2 separate regions of the Homo sapiens genome follow, and region 2 is linked to region 1. A link is a loop called in an ENCODE intact Hi-C map of the cell type or tissue named here. Cell type or tissue: HCT116. All regions are shown on one strand. Each heading gives the region's core, and the rest is flanking DNA. Links, peaks and the distances in the headings are about the cores only.

Region 1 (2,809 bases), core at 27-2,526:
ATTGTGTGCCCTTGAGAAGCTTAACAATTCCAGGGCTTGTTTCCTTTTGTGCAGGCCCACACCAGGGTCACTGCAAAAAGAGCCAGCCTAGGTGCCAAGAGACATACCAGAGGTGAGGACCAGGGCCTGCAGATGGAAGACAGGAGCTCCAAGAGCAAGTCTCAGGCACCATATGCCTTACAATTTGTAAGAAATACGTAACACAAAATGATGAGAAATTTGGGTTCCACATACAAAAAGAACAAGAAAAATGGGATACTAATTCTCATATTATTAAATAGGTTAAGCACTGGAACTTTAAATTATTAATTAACATAAATTAGCCTTGTAGAAAGCTGTCTATAAAATGTTTCTAACTAAAGAATTAAGTAAAACAGCTTAATTCGTATTCAATGGGTAATTAAATATTAGTCATTTTACAATATTATAAATTCTAAGGCTATACATCATCCTAATTATTCCCTAAAAGATGTCTGTCGTAGTAAATTTTATCCAGGAAAGTATGCATCATCTCAAAGCACATGCCAGTCTGATATATGTGGTTTCTTTACATCTAGTATTTCTTCTACTTGGGAGCACTTAATAATCAAAGAGGGGGCCGGGTGCAGTGTGGCTCATGCCTGTAATCCCAGCACTTTGGGAGTCCAAGGCAGGTGGATCATTTAAGGTCAGGAGTTGGCGACCAGCCTGGCCAACATGGTGAAACCCCATCTCTACTAAAAATACAAAAATTGGCTCACGCCTGTAATCCCAGCACTTTGGGAGGCTGAGGCAGACAGATCACCTGAGGCCAGGAGTTTGAGACCAGCCTGACCAACATAGAGAAACCCCATCTCTACTAAAAATACAAAATTAGCTGGGCGTGGTGGTACATGACTGTAATCCCAGCTACTCAAGAGGCTGAGGCAGGAGAATCGCTTGAACCCAGGAAGTGGAAGTTGCAGTGAGCTGAGATCGCGCCATTGCACTCCAGCCTGGGCAACAAGAGTGAAACTCCATCTCAAAAAAACAAACGAACAAACAAACAAAAAAATTAGCCAGACATGGTGGTGCGTGCCTGTAATCCCAGCTACTGGGAAGGTGAGGCAGGGGAATTGCTTGAACCCTGGAGGCAGAGGTTGCAGTGAGCTGAGATCGTGCCACTGCATTCCAGCCTGGGCAACAAAGTGAGACTCTGTCTCAAAAAAAAGGAAAAAAAATGTTAATAATCATAGCAGGAACTCAATAAAATACACCTTTAGAAAGGTAGATTATGAATTTCAAAGATCTAAAGGAATAGCAAAATGACAGTTGTATATAAGCACAAATAAATGAAACAGGAACTGCGAATCCAACGAGCAATGGCTATTCCCAACAGCAAGAGGAAGAAATTATGACTCAGTATGTTATGCAACCAATAGGATCAGATACTATTTTCAGTTTCGTACCAGGAAATGAGCCAGGTATGACAAAGAAGATAATAATCCTTTGAAATGCTCCTAAAAATATAATTAAAGCAAACAATTAAACAGTTTGCTATTTTAAGAGGGAAAAAAGCAACTGTAAGGCAGGCCCCTGGTTCACTTCAGTAGTCTGTAGGACCTGCAGCCTACGATAATTAGACTCAAGGGACTATGAAAGTGGGGAAAATTAAAGTATCTACTTTCGATTCTCAGATAAATACAACACATAATGTAGGTTATTTGATGCTTCTAGAAAAATATGAACAATTTGATTATTAAAGGAAAATGTTAGTGTCAGACGCATGATTTTTTTTTTTGAAACGGAGTCTCTTGCTCTGTCGCCCAGGCTAGAGTGCAGTGGCGCAATCTCGGCTCACTGCAAGCTCCTCCTCCCGGGTTCACACCATTCTCCTGCCTCAGTCTCCCGAGTAGCTGGGACTACTGGTGCCCGCCACTACGCCCAGCTAATTTTTTGTGTTTTTAGTAGAGACAGGGTTTCACCGTGTTAGCCAGGATGGTCTCAATCTGACCTCGTGATCCACCCGCCTCGGCCTCCCAAAGTGCTGGGATTACAGGCGTAAGCCACTGCGCCCAGCCCCACAGGATTTTTAAATTTGGTTTTGCTTGAAGAATAGTGTTCCTACAGAAAGCAGTGAAATCAAGCATTTCAAGGGAAAGGCCCTATGTAGCATTATGCTGGAAGTCTGAATACTAAAATCTTTCAAGAAGAATAGAAATAAAATCTAAGTTAACTGAAAATTACAATAAATACCTAATTATCTTTCATTTTGGCTAAAACTTTACCTTCATCCTAATGTATATTCTCCCATTCCCATCACTGAGGTTTAAAAAAAATCACAATAACAAAACAAGCCCTGAGTGAGGCCTGCAGGCTGGCTGGGCTGTTGCTCCCTGGAGGCCCACACCAGGGTCATTGCTGCAAACATAATACCACAGGTGAGAGATGGGAGTTCAAAGTGAGAAGTCTCAGGCACCACAGACCTTAAAAGGAACACATATCCAAAAGCCAAAAGTAACAGTATTTAAATATGACACTTCGATTCTAGCACTAGGTTAAAATCTAAATGAAATGGAAAAATTCTACAAGTTGTTGTGAAGAAAAACTAACAGATGAAGAGCAGCAACATTCCTTACAGAAAGGGTCATTATACCAAGAACAAATTGCTGGAAGCTAGCATTCCCTCTCACATGCTTTTTTATACAAGCCTGTCATAGTAATTTCAGGCTGTATGGATTCACACAGAAAAGAGGACTAAATTTACTTTTTTACTAGGAAAAAAAGAGAAAAACTGCCTAGAAACAGCATAAAATAAGTAATCAATCCTCGATTTAGCTAAAACCAAAGG
Region 2 (2,809 bases), core at 5-2,504, 160 kb before region 1:
ATACCTGAAAACATACACTAAATGAAAAAGTCAGACCCAAAGGGCACACGCTGTATGGTTTATTTATATGAACTGTCCAGAATAGGCAAATCTATAAAGCCAAAACCACACTAGCAGTTGCAAAGGGCTTGGGGTGAGATGGAAAATGCTAATGCAACAGATACGAAGTTTCTTTTTGAAGGGACAAAAATCTAAGATTAGATTGCAGTAATGGTTGCACAAGCTTGTAAATATACTAAAAAAAAACAATGAATTGTACACTTTAAGCAGGTAAAAAGTTGTGTAGAATAAGACACATAATAGAAGAAAACAAATAAAATTTTGAGATGTAAATTCTTCAAAATGTTTCACATAGTTTCTACGCTTTTTTTCTTTTCTTTGAGACGGAATTTTGCTCTTGTTGCCCAGGCTGGAGTGCAGTGGCGCAATCTCGGCTCACCGCAACCTCCGCCTCCTGGGTTCAAGCGATTCTCCTGACTCAGCCTCCCGAGTAGCTGGGATTACAGGCATGCGCCACCACGCCCGGCTAATTTTGTATTTTTAGTAGAGATAGGATTTTTCCATGTTGGTCAGGCTAGTCTCAAACTCCTGACCTCAGATGATCTACCTGCCTCAACCTCCCAAAGTGCTGGGATTACAGGTGTGAGCCACTGCGCCCAACCGTTTCTACATTCTCAGAGAGGATACTCCCAACTGAATATCCCCCTCCTGCCTCCCCTTCCTTTCTCTTTTTGTGAAGAGGTGCTCAGGCCCTTGATGGGGTCTTCTCGCCCCTGCACCACCCTTTGTTATTCATCCTTGAGAGGTTTCCTTTTTTTTTTTTTGCCATCTTTATCTCTGTCCCCTACTGCCATGTTCTCAGTATGGCAAAGGGCAGAACATGGACTTTTAGTGACAATGACTCAGTGGCTCAAAAAGCCTTTTTGGATGCCTACTCACTTTGGTATAATTAATTTTTATTCCTGAGTCGATCCTGGGTAGGTGAATCATGCGTTTGCGTAAACAGTACTGGTGAATGGTCCCATTGTAGACATGAAGTTCTGCACTTGCTTTTAAGGCTAGCATTTACTCATTTGCCTTTTAAACCTGTCATCATGTGCCCTTCTAATAAACATCTTGAAACTGTCTGTCCATGTCATACATGCATGTGTGTGTGCGTGTGTGTGTGTGTGTGTGTGTGAGCATACTACTTCTGACCCCCGCCCCCCAGGCCCTCCAGCTGGAGCACTCTGTTGCTCTTGATTGTTAGCAGGTCCCAGATACTTTTTTCAAGGAGTTGTTTTTTTCCTACATATTTACATAGTTTTTACTTTAAAATTATCAAGCACTGGAAAAATCACCTGGGGGTAGAAAGAAAAAACATCAATATGTTGATCACATTGATGATTGATTTCTATTTTTATTTCTGGATCTTTCTAGAGTTTTAATTTTTTAATGAACAGTGGTTATCTATATTTTTTAAGTTATAAAAACTTGCTACATTCATAGCTCCCAAGGTCTGCCCTAATTTTGCTTTCTGCGGTGTGTAATATATGGCATTTGCTTTTGCAACACTCCTCTACAATGTTCATAGCTTCATTTATGTCAGGCTATTAGGGAATTTAATGAATAACTTTTCCCCAAAAGAAAAGATTCATAGCTGGGCACCGTGGCTCATGCCTGTAATCCCAGCACTCTGGGAAGCCGAGGCAGGTGAATCACCTGAGATCAGGAGTTTGAGACCAGCCTGGCCAGCATATTGAAATGTTCCTACTAAAAATACAAAAAAAAAAAAAAAGTTAGCTGGGCATGGTGATGCATGCCTGTGATCCCAGCTACTGGGGAGGCTAAGGCAGGAGAATCATTTGAACCCAAGAGGTGGAGGTTGCAGCAAGCCGAGATCTCACCACTGCACTCCAGCCTGGGCAACACAGCAAGACTCCATCTCAAAAAATAAATAAATGAATAAGATTCATATGGCACCTAGTTAATTTCATTTACTCAATACTTTTCAGAAATTGAAGAAGCTCTTTTTCACCAGCTACTAAACAAAAGCAATTTATTCAACTAGGTTTTCTTTGCATGAGTTGTTCTGTATGTAACAAGAAAGCAACAAAATAAATATTTTTAAATGTCACACTTCCCTGCAAAAATAATCACAATAATAATAATAATAATAATGAATAAGAGTTTATAGGCTAGGTATAGTGGCTCACACCTGTAATCCTAGCATTTTGAGAGGCTAAGGCAGGTGGATCACTTGAGGTCAGGAGCTCAAGACCAGCCTGGCCAACATGGTGAAACCCCATCTGTACAAATACAAAATATTACTCTAAAAATACAAAAATTACCCAGGCATGGTGGCGGGCACCTATAATTCCAGCTACTTGGGAGGCTGACGCAGAAGAATTGCTTCAACCCAGGAGGTGGAGGTTGCAGTGAGCCGAGACCACTGCACTCCCGCCTGGGCGACAGAGTGAGACTCAGTCTCAAAAAAGTAAATAAATAAATAAATAAATAAAAGAGCTTATAGACAGTAGGATGACTTCCTCAGCAATGTAGCCTAGATAGATCAGAAAACTTGCAAGCATTTCATTGAGCAGTTACTGTGTAACATCTTGCATGTCTACTCAGACGCAGATGGAAACACACATGCAAACACACACACACACACACACACACACACAGAGGACATGGACGGACAGTTTCAAGATGTTTATTAGGAGGGCACATGCTGACAGGTTTAAAACGCAAATGAGAAAATACATGCAATGCTCTTCTTGAACAATTCAATGCCCTGTTACGGTCACTTTTCCAGCCTCTGACCAGA

Evidence for each region. Hi-C counts contacts between places; a loop is a spot of excess contacts. Peaks named below come from ENCODE experiments on the same cell type or tissue, not always from the same donor. Only the 100,000 strongest peaks of a DNase experiment are listed, where the experiment ranks them.
Region 2: it touches region 1 in a loop (2.0-fold over the local background); 1 of 110 quality-filtered maps calls a loop at or near these places.

What each region holds. Positions count from the first base shown.
Region 1 is chr9:91,301,588-91,304,396 of GRCh38, forward strand. The region is part of intron 4 of AUH (AU RNA binding methylglutaconyl-CoA hydratase); the gene reads right to left. Among named protein-coding and RNA genes, the nearest start is that of AUH, 59 kb to the right of the region's middle. In HCT116, for the core only: no CTCF peak of the experiment used is centred there; a DNase peak (open chromatin) is centred at 1,424; H3K4me3 peaks cover 1,685 bases; H3K27ac peaks cover 2,500 bases.
Region 2 is chr9:91,137,933-91,140,741 of GRCh38, forward strand. All of the region lies in intron 1 of LINC02937 (long intergenic non-protein coding RNA 2937), which reads right to left. All of the region lies in intron 2 of LINC00484 (long intergenic non-protein coding RNA 484), which reads left to right. Among named protein-coding and RNA genes, the nearest start is that of LINC00484, 20 kb to the left of the region's middle. In HCT116, for the core only: no CTCF peak of the experiment used is centred there; a DNase peak (open chromatin) is centred at 999.